Linked DNA regions of Homo sapiens: region 2 is linked to region 1. Evidence: chromatin loops called from intact Hi-C (ENCODE). Cell type or tissue: IMR-90. All regions are shown on one strand. Each heading gives the region's core, and the rest is flanking DNA. Links, peaks and the distances in the headings are about the cores only. Region 1 overlaps LOC105377141 (a long non-coding RNA gene). Region 2 overlaps LRIG1 (leucine rich repeats and immunoglobulin like domains 1).

Region 1 (5,377 bases), core at 304-5,303:
TGTACCCATCCTTTCATTAGATCAGTAAGCTCAGTGAGGGCAAGGACACAGCTGCCCCCAATTCCCTACCCTATCCACAAAGTCTGGCACCATGCCTGGCACATAAGAGATTAGGGAACATCAGATGAATTGAATGGATGCTAGGAGAATAAATTCCAAATGTCAGCCATGCAAAGGGAGCCCATTGTAGACATTTGAGATGACTCTAGCATATACTATTGCTTTTGATTTTTTTTATTTGAATTGGTAATACTTTCACCTATACAAAATCCAAAAGTATACAATAATTTACCCTTTAAATCATCATAATGATTTAAAATATGCTCTCTCCTTCCCACCTCCCCTCCAGGCACCCATTTTCCCTCCTCTAAAGTAACCATTTCTAGTGTTATTTCCTCTACGGTAATCCATTTCTAGGGTCTCCCTCAAGAGATGATATCGGCACATAGACTCAGATACGCATATGAGTTCCTTCTTTCTTTCTGCAATTGGCAGCATACTGTGAATACTGCACCTTTTTTTTTTTTTTTTTTTTTTTCAGACAGAGTCTCGCTCTGTCACCCAGGCTGGAGTGCAGTGGCGCAGTCTCAGCTCACGGCAAGCTCCGCCTCCCGGGTTCACGCCATTCTCCTGCCTCAGCCTCCCATATAGCTGGGACTACAGGTGCCCACCACTACACCCGGCTAATTTTTTTGTGTTATAGTAGAGACGGGGTTTCACCACATTAGCCAGGATGATCTTGATCTCCTGACCTCGTGATCCCCCAACCTCGGCCTCCCAAAGTGCTGGGATTACAGGCATGAGCCACCGCGGCCGATCAACTTTTTTTCTTTTGAGACAGAGTCTCACTCTGTTGCCCAGGCTGGAGTGCAGTGGCACAGTCTCAGCTCACTGAAACCTCCACCTTCTGGGTTCAAGTGATTCTCCTGCCTCATCCTCCTGAGTAGCTGAGATTACAGGCACATGCCACCACACCCAGCTAATTTTTGTATTTTTAATAGAAATGGGTTTTCACCATGTTGGCCAGACTGGTCTTGAACTCCTGACCTTGTGATCCACCCGCCTTGGCCTCCCAAAGTGCTGGGATTACAGGCGTGAGCCACCGTGCGTGGCCTGCAACTTTTTTCACCTAACAATAAAACTGGAAAAAAGTCTATATGAGGATATAAAAAGCTTCCTCATTCTTTTTTTTTGTTTCCCAAAACTTTATTAAAATATTCAAAATTGGCTAGGCACAGTAGCTCATGCCTGCAATCCCAGCACTTTGGGAGGCTGAGGCGGGCAGATCACTTGAGATCAGGAGTTTGAGACCAGCCTGGCCAACATGGCAAAACTCCATCTCTACTAAAAATAACAAAAATCAGCTGGCATGGTGGCATGCACCGGAAATCCCAGCTATTTGGGAGTCTGAGGCAGGAGAATCGCTTGAACCCAGGACACAGAGATTGCAGTGAGCCAAGCCTGTGCCACTGCACTCCAGCCTGGGCAACAGAGCGAGACTTCATCTCAGGAAAAAAAAAAAAAAAAAAAAAAAAAAAAACCAACCCAAAAAACAAACACACACACACACAAATTCAAAATAGAGTGAAATTTAAGTAGTTTTACCAGGAATGCCTGTGAATACCCACCAGTTAGGTTTTACCATTAACACTTTACTGTGCTTGCTTTATCAAATATTCACCCATCAGTCATCTTTCTATCCATCCAGCAATCCATATTATTTGGGATGCATTTCAAAGTAAATAGAAAACATAAATAGACTTTTATCCAAATACTCGAGCAAGCATATTCTTAGTCAGAATTTCATTACTGGTTTATAACTTTTTACTTAAAAAAAATACCTATAATAAAATGCACAAATTTTAAGTAAATATTCTCTAAGCTTTGATAAACATATAAATCTTAGGTGCAAAATTCACTGAGTTTGGATAATAAATACTTTTGTGTAACCCAAACCCCTATCAAGATACAAGGTATCAACATCACCCCCAGAAACGTCCTTCATGCCCTTTACCCATCAGTCCCCACCTTTGTACCCTCAGAGGCAGCTCTTGTTCTTTTTCTACCATAAAATAGCTTTGCCCACTCTAGAATGTCCTGTAAATGAAATCATACAGTAAGTTCTCTCTTGCTTTTGAGGTCCATCCACCTCATTGCATGCATTTGTAGTTATTCCCTTTTATTGGTGAGTCATAGAATTCCATAGTGTCCACAGTTTGTTTACCTTCCTCATTCTTTCTAAAAGCTACATGACATTGATGATGAAACTTTGGGCTGTTTCTACCTTCTATGATGACAAAGAGAGTAACCTCCTACATGGATTACACGTATATAGGCTGAATTACTAGAAGTGGAATCACTGAGTCAGTCCTTATTTTTTGATTCTCAAATTTGAGAGCAAAACTGGTGCATGAGGCCAGGCATAGTGGCTCACACCTGTAATCCTAGCACTTTGGGAGACCGGGACGGGAGGATCACTTGAGCTCAGGAGTTCAAGACCAGCCTGTACAACATAGTGAGACCTCGTCTCTATTTTTTAAATAAATAAATAAAAATTTAAAAATAAAAAATAAAAATCTGGTGCATGACAAATTCAAAATTAAGGCACATCAGTTGTGTTTAAATGGCAGAGGACTTGCAAGGCATCTTATGAAAATGAGAACGGTGAATTACAATATCAGTCATTTCCCAGTTTGCAAGGAAGGGCACTGAAGTCAAATGTTTGCCTCTCAACCTGAATGCCCATGTTCTATTACACAGCTGAAAGCTGAGAGACTGGTCACAGACAACAAATTTCTATGAATATTGGTAGGTTTTAAACTCCTCTGGAGTGGATATCATTTTGTCCACATTCCTCTAGTTTCCCACTAAACCTTTTGTTTCTGGCAGACTTTATCCCTGAAACTTTACTGCAGACTGGCTGCTGGTCTTGCTCTCAGTCATAATCCTTTGTTCAAGAACTCACATCCCAGAAAGGCTCTGGGTTTCATTAGATAAGCTTTCCCTCCACCCTTTTTTCACACCCATTATCCCAGGCCCAGAAAGGTCGTGATATTTTCCTTACTTTTCCCCCTTTCCCTTTTATTTCCCACTGATAAATGGCAAAAGCAGCTGTAGGGTTTGCTTTGAAGGGTCTGATGGATGAGCATGATGAATCGGTGATGGATTAGAGCAGATGAATCACAGAAGAGAACACAAAAAGGGAACCAGGGAGAGCGGGAAGCCGGCTCCCAGCTTTACGTTTTTCAAACTCGCCTTAAAAGCCAGCATTTCTTTTAATCTGTTTCCAGTTTCTGCGGTGAGTCTGCATATGTTTAAAAGAAGGAGAGGCCGGGTGCAGTGGCTCACAACTGTAATCCCAGCACTTTGGGAGGCCAAAGCGGGCGGATCAGTTGAGCTCAGGAGTTTGAGATTTGCCTGGTCAATGTGGTGAAATCCCGTCTCTACTAAAAATACAAAAAAAAAAATAGCCAGCCGTGATAGCGCATGCCTGTAGTCCCAGCTACTTGGGAGGCTGAGGCAGAAGAATCACTTGAACCCGGGAGGCGGAGGTTGCTGTGAGCAGAGATCGCGCCACTGCACTCCAGCCTAGGTGACACAGTAAGGCTCCCTCTCAAAAAAAAAAAAAAAAAAAAGAAGGAGAGCGAGAGAAGTCTTGTGGATATAAACAGGGAATTCCATTCTCCAGTCTGACTCTGAGGATGCATTGTCATTCAGGGCGTTGAAACAGCTAGGAAACCACTTCAAGTCCCCTCAGAAACAACTGGGCAGCTCCAGGAAGAAGAACAGTTGGCAAACCAAGTGACAGAATTTAAAACTGTAAATCTTTAACATAAGGATTGACTAGCAAAATACAGCTGTTGCCGCTAGTAGCCATATCCTTGTTTGGAAGGAAAATGTATGCTTGAGCTGATAATCATGAACTGCTTGGTTACTGTGAAATGGTAAGCTTTAGCAGATTGGAATCTGGTCTTGTTTTGAACCCAAGAAAAATAAGAACAGTTATTGCATTGCTGTAATGTTTTCTGGTCTTAAAGGGACAAAGAAAATAAACTGCAGTCTGGAACTGCCGTTAAGATTGGGACTGAGAAATTCCAAGTCCGCCTTTGAAATTCAAGAGATACTTAATAGAGAAGAAAGGTCTTGGTGGGATGGATGATTCCTTTGTTTTTGAACAAGAGGGGCCCTCTTCCTCCCTAGATGGAAAGCCATTCAAAGGAAATCATTAAAGGACATCCCTTTTTGCACAGCTTAGACTCTGGCAATACATGTAAAACCAATTGTAGAATTGATGCAATTACCCAAATAATGAGGGCCGGGAAAGAAAGGAAAGGAAAAAATCTAGGCTTGGCTATTTGGCTAATTGCTAGGACCCAACAATTCACCCCAACTCTCTAAGACATCATCAACATGAAATACTTATTACTTTCAAATTTCACATTTTAAGAAAGGTAGAGGAAATATTAAAGGCTACAAAACACTGTGAAGCGACAGGGAAGAAAATCTAAGTTTGAGTTATCAAAAACCTTTTGGCCATAAGAGTTAGAGTTCTAAGATGATCAGTATTGATTCCAAGACTAAAGATTTGAAAGAGGCTCTCCCAGCATTGCTGAACACTCAGTGTGATTGAGCACTGGCTATAGGACAGCCACTTTGCAAAATCATTTCCCAGGATTATCTGATTTAATTTTTACCTCCTCCCTGTGGAGATTGTAGCACCTCTTTCTCTTAGAGACATTTAAGAATAAAGTGAGTCATTTTTAAAAACAGTTCTTTCTTCCCTGGTCAAAGTGGACCTAAAACCATTAAGTAGGGGTCAGAAAATAAATTTCTTATCCTCTGCCCCTCTTTGCCCCACCTCTTGCATTGGCTTTCTTGAGAATGTGGGTCTGCTGGGAGCACCTAGGGATTCCATGTCAATTGTTGCTCATGTCTTCGGTTCATTTTCACCCCTCTTGTTGCCAAATACTGGACTGATTCTTGGTCACAATAAGTTGAGGAATAATCACAGAAAAGAAGGGAATTGATGGAATTGCTTTGTGTGCATTTTGACCATACATATTTTGTACATCCACTTACAAGGCTGGCATAGCCCCCCATCTGTTTGGGAAAGTCATGTTAAATATAAATGAAGGTTAAATGATCAGTCAAATTTTTCCCCATCATCTTGATTTCAGAATTTAACAAGGTACCCAGACAGTAATAAAACTAACTCAGAGTCCTAAAGAATGCTGGTGGTTTGTTTAGAAGACGTCTCCACCTACATCTTATTTCTGACCACAGTGAGCATCTTATGGTTAAATATGTTTCTTTCAGCAAGTATTTATTGAGCAACTTTTAGTGTACCAGTTTACTTGCTAGATCCTGAAGATGCATT
Region 2 (5,377 bases), core at 282-5,281, 180 kb after region 1:
CCTTTTCACTTAGGCCAGAAAAAGCAGCATTTGTTTGGGGAAGGCAGAGGAGAGGTGTTGGAAACCACTTCTCACAGGAATGCCATATTGTTCTTCCTTGTACTTTCTTTTCTTTTTTATTACTTGATATAATTTGCATACAGCAAGATGCACAGATCTGAGCTGCAGACTTCTGTGCCTTTTGAGAAGCGGTGTCTGCCTTTTTGTATTGTCACGGGAGATGCCCCGACTTAATCACGCTGTAAGTGTAGGTACCATGACATATTGCTTGTTTTACGAAGGGATTCTGCACAGGTCTCTTCAGCTAGAGTGTTTCTTTGAGGCATTTACAATTACAGAAATGAATTGGTTTATACATATGTGTTATGTAGTTCATATAGCAAGACCCACCTCAAAACTAAAGGCTATTTCTCTAAATTATTAAATTAACACTGACCTTGCCTTTCAGTTGATTTTCTGCTTTCTAGGAGTTTTCACGTCAACCTTGGGCACTGGGTGGTGAGAAGAGTCCTGCAGGTGGCTCCTGACGCAGGGCTGGTGTGTCAGTGGGCATGGGGGTGTTTGACTTTCACTCCCACCCTCTTGGGGTGGCCCAGCAGCTTCAAGGACAGTATGCTTTCGACTAAATCGGCCTTGCCCTCAGGGCTTAGGTGCACAGTCCTAACACCTGCATCTCTCTAGCTCCCCATCCAAAGCCTGTGGCTGATAAACATCTCACTGGAAACCTGTCCCTCTGGTGTCTTAACTCATCTTCCCAACTCAGACCCAGAGAGGTCTGGTGTCTATAATGAAATGAGGAAGGCCTTTGACCAACCACCACATTTTCTTTTCTGAATCATTCCAGCAACCTGGCAGGCAATCGGATTGGCACCCTGGAGTTGGGAGCATTTGATGGTCTGTCACGGTCGCTGCTAACTCTTCGCCTGAGCAAAAACAGGATCACCCAGCTTCCTGTAAGAGCATTCAAGCTACCCAGGCTGACACAACTGTGAGTACAGAAACCTACACTTTAATTAAGGCTAGCCAAACTTTATGGAGGCCAGATTTCCCCAAGGACCTCGTACCAAACGCCACCCTTTCCTTGCTCCATTTGGTAAAGCTCTCCATAAATTACCATTAATGGCAGCACCTCATAAAAGCAAATTCGGAGCTGGGTCTGGTGCTGTGGCTGCTTCAGGTTGCTGAGAAAGACATCCACTGAGGTCGCTTTTCTTCCCTGATGTTTTCCAAAATGGAATCAGGAGTCCTGCTGCTTAGCTGATGCTGGCTAATGCTGAGGCTGCATGGGTTTGGGTTCTTATTTATCTTAGATGTTTTTCTGTATTTTTTTAAGATACCCGTAAAATCTGTACCTTGGACATGGTGGTGTCCGACACTTCTTGAACAGTTTGAGAGGAAGTTAGTGTAGCTGGAGTTAGTAAGCAAAAGACAAGCCTTTGTCTTCATATCTTTAATCTTACAAGGTAGTTGATTTATTATTATTATTATTTATTTATTTATTATTATTTTTTTTTGCGACAGTCTCGCTCTGTCCCCCAGGTGGGGTGCAGTGGTGTGATCTCAGCTCACTGCAAGCTCCGCCCCCGGGGTTCACACCATTCTCCTGCCTCAGCCTCCAGAGCAGCTGGGACTACAGGCACCCACCACCATGCCTGGCTAATTTTTTGTATTTTTAGTAGAGATGGGGTTTCACCTTGTTACCCAGGATGGTCTCGATCTCCTGACCTCGTGATCCGCCTGCCTTGGCCTCCCAAAGTGCTGGGATTACAGGCATGAGCCACCGCACCCGGCCGATTTATTATTTTTGTAAACAATTTAATTGTTTAGTTTACTGATGGAAGGCTGAGTACCCTTCTAGAAGGCAGAGTTTTAGATTCAAGTAAAGCTCTGTTAACCAGAGCCTGACGAAGGACTTTTTTTCCCTGATTTTTTTTTTTCCTGTGCCCTCTTTTTAGCAGAAGAATGTATTTCAGGAAAATAAGACAGTATTGGAAATTTTGTTTCAACAAAACAAAATAATTGTCGAGGGCCAGGTTGGCGGCACGACGGGGTGTGCCTGGCTCTCATCCTACCTGGGTTTCACCTCCCCTGGGTGGGGAGTCCTAGACTTTGCCATTTTCAGTCTGTGGAGAAGGTCTCAGTGATTCCTGAGAAGGTTTGTGTGGGGCAGCATCATGAGACACTGCAGAAATATTTGGGGAAAACCAAGGGCTTTCTGGCTGCTCTGCCTCCCCTTCCCGCAGGGGTGCTAATGGATCTGGCCCACCCAGATTCCTGACATCTTTTGGTGAACTGAGGCTTTGTCATACTGGGGCTAGAAGCCAAGTGTATATGACTTGTGGGGTGTCTCTACCCCATCTCCCCCTGCCCCCATGTGCAGTAACTTCTCTCCATAGTGGAGATGCTGTGAAATGCCCCCAGTGGAAAGTGTTATTGCCATTTGATACATAGTGGTTTGGTTTTTCCTGGGTTGAGGCATGTGGTGTGGATTTCTGTTGCTGAGCTCAGAGATACCTCACATAAGACATTCACCCCTTGAGTCATACCCACGTCCTCACTGCAGAGTCACAAATGGCACTGGTGCTACTGGGGGAGGAGACGTGAGCACACACGCGTTCTCTTCTGTGCAGCTGTGGGCCAGCCTCGGAGCTGGCTGTGGAGAGCTGGCCTCACTCACCCCTCTTGCCTGCACTAGGTGTGGTCAGGTGGCAGCATCAGTGCCTGCATGGCAGCCGAGACACATGGTGGGCTCCCCTACACATCCTGGCTTCCCAGGGATCCCTGCACTGGGATTTCTCCTCTGGCTTGGAAACTTAGCCAGGACTGCTTCAGAATGGTTGTGGGTGGGATATGCACATAAGACACTCTGACCCTGCTGGCTTCATCTCTTTAGGGACCTCAATCGGAACAGGATTCGGCTGATAGAGGGCCTCACCTTCCAGGGGCTCAACAGCTTGGAGGTGCTGAAGCTTCAGCGAAACAACATCAGCAAACTGACAGATGGGGCCTTCTGGGGACTGTCCAAGATGCATGTGCTGTAAGTGCGGACCAGGTTACTGGCATTGCTAAGGATTGCTGTGCGGTGTGGTGTGATGTGGCGTGTGTGTGTGTGCGCATGCATGTGCGCACCAACACCAACGTTGCTGTGTGTTGGGTGTGTGCGCCCACACCAGCATTGCTGTGTGGTGTGGGGTGTGTGTGCGTGCGCGTGTGCACGTGCGCGCCCACACCAGCATTCAGCTGTGCACTGGGCATGGAGTGGGGCACCAGTGCCCAGCCCCTCTCTCCTGAAGGATTCTTCAAGACTTCAGCCGGACCCAGCCCCCTTCCCTTTGCAGCTTCACCTGGGCCCAACTCATTGTCTTGGGGACCGGGCCAAACCTGAGGGTATTTTCCTAGCAGATTGGGACATCCACTGAAATCCACTTGGGGGAAGTTTCAGCGGATTGAGTCAGATAAGTTGGTTGATGGAGATGGAGTTTGGGGGCCATTCTGCCAGGACTGCTTTCCACAGCTTGCATCCACTGCCCCCGCCCCTGCTTCTTCGGTGAACGTGGGGCTGCGGAACAGACCCCTCCTCACATCCTCTCCACTCCTGACCACAGGAAGTTCCTTCTCTCCCCTTCTGGGTTTGACAGTCTTTCCTGAGGTGCAGGTGGGCCAAAAATGTAGAGCTCATCTTAGGAGGTTTATTTCTGTCTTGTGAGCTAATCAAGACACTGGGTGCAGATGTTTAAGTTTTATCAAGGGAGCAGTCTCTTCAGCCAGATGTGTACAGCAGCAGAAGGGGCTTGCCTGCACGGTAACGTGAAACAGCAGGGCAGCATACAGAAAAGGCTTTTTAAACGTTGAAAGCCTTTTTAAACGTTAATATTTATTTTTAATCAAAAGTAATTTGACTGTATAGTTAAATAAAATCAGATAGTAAAGAAAAGCCATCACTGCCCACCCCAGCCTCCCCCGCCACCACCCCCTCATTCTCTCTTCACCCCAGTTCTTCTCCCAAGAGGCAAGCACTTCTAAGCCTTTCTCTTTTTCGTTTTTCTGTTTTTAGCTTTGCTGGTTGTTCCTTCCAAGTTGATAGACTGACACCACTGTCTTTACTTATCCACTTGCGATTTCCTCCTTGAGAGTCAATGATTTAACTTGCTCATGTCCGCCCCTTCTTCTTCCAGTCTGGGCAAATTATATCATGACTCGAATGTCCTTTACTGGTTTTCTTGGCAGTGGAAACGAGCTAGGCCCAGGTCCATCCACATGTTGTGCTGTGTCACTCTGATAACCGTCTCTGCATGACCAGCCCTCCCTACTCTGTGAACAGTGAGGATGTTTCCTGCCGCTGGGCTTCTTGCTCTACCCATTCTCCACCCTTTGTTTTACATATTCAAAAACGTTTCACTTGACCTCCTTAGGCATGTCATTTTGGACTTGGAAGTCCAAGGTGGTCATGTGCTGGGTGGACTGAAGTTAAAAGAGAATTCTCAGAGGAAAATGGAGTTAGCACCTACCATTTGGTTTTTATGTTGAACAGATTTGTATAAATTGAGACTGATGAGCTGCCTTAGAGGTTATTTATACATTAAGTGCTTACCTTTTGAGCAGTAGCAGAAAGAAAGATGGAAAAAAGCAAAACTCAGTTACCCAAAGCCCTTGTAATACTGAACACGGAGCAAAATTCGGGTTACGGACTTTTGTTGAAGAGGCGGTTGCCTGGGCTGGCGCTGTCCTTCCTGGCACATGCTGTGTTGGGAAGCGGGGTGCTAGCACACTTACACGGTGGGCCTGAGAGCTCAGGCCTAGAGCTGCACTGAATCCTGATGTACCCTTGTTTCCTTCTTATAGTGACCCCATGGAGTCAGTGCTCTTGGATATCTCCATGTTAGTAGATGTGCAGGTTTATTCAGCCAGCAAGCTGCAAAATTAGGATTTAAATCCAGGTAGTCTGACGCCAGAGCTAAAGCGGGTCTCCTAGCACAGTGGCACAGAGTCCAGCCTTTGGTAGGCAGACCCAGGGTTGAATTAATTCTAGCCCCTTCCCTACTGGCTAAGCTGTGTAAAGTCTTAGACAGGTTACCTGGCTTCTCTCAGCAGCACATTCCTCATGTGTGAGATGCGGGTGATAATAAGAGCCGCCTCCTATTCGCTCTCCTTTCTATTCCTTTAATGGGCTTTGCCCTTGCCTGGAACTCCTGTGCCCGTTTGTTGGCCTGGGTCACTTTTTGTTTTGTTTTTGGTAGAGATGGGGTTTCGCTATATTGCCCTTGCTGGTCTCGAACTCCCGAGCTCAAGCGATCCTCCTTCTTCGGCCTCCCCAAGTACTGGATGGGCATAAGCCGCCACACCCAGCCCTGGTTCACTTTTACTCAGCCAAAAAAGT

Evidence for each region. Hi-C counts contacts between places; a loop is a spot of excess contacts. Peaks named below come from ENCODE experiments on the same cell type or tissue, not always from the same donor. Only the 100,000 strongest peaks of a DNase experiment are listed, where the experiment ranks them.
Region 2: it touches region 1 in a loop (2.4-fold over the local background); 7 of 110 quality-filtered maps call a loop at or near these places.

What each region holds. Positions count from the first base shown.
Region 1 is chr3:66,591,025-66,596,401 of GRCh38, reverse strand. All of the region lies in intron 1 of LOC105377141 (a long non-coding RNA gene), which reads right to left. Among named protein-coding and RNA genes, the nearest start is that of LRIG1, 93 kb to the right of the region's middle. In IMR-90, for the core only: no CTCF peak of the experiment used is centred there; DNase peaks (open chromatin) are centred at 2,261 and 3,321; H3K27ac peaks cover 1,437 bases.
Region 2 is chr3:66,410,531-66,415,907 of GRCh38, reverse strand. LRIG1 (leucine rich repeats and immunoglobulin like domains 1) reads left to right here. Exons shown (of 19, transcript NM_015541.3): 5 at 845-988; 6 at 2,894-3,037. Among named protein-coding and RNA genes, the nearest start is that of LRIG1, 88 kb to the left of the region's middle. In IMR-90, for the core only: a CTCF peak has its summit at 2,403; a DNase peak (open chromatin) is centred at 2,517; H3K27ac peaks cover 1,182 bases.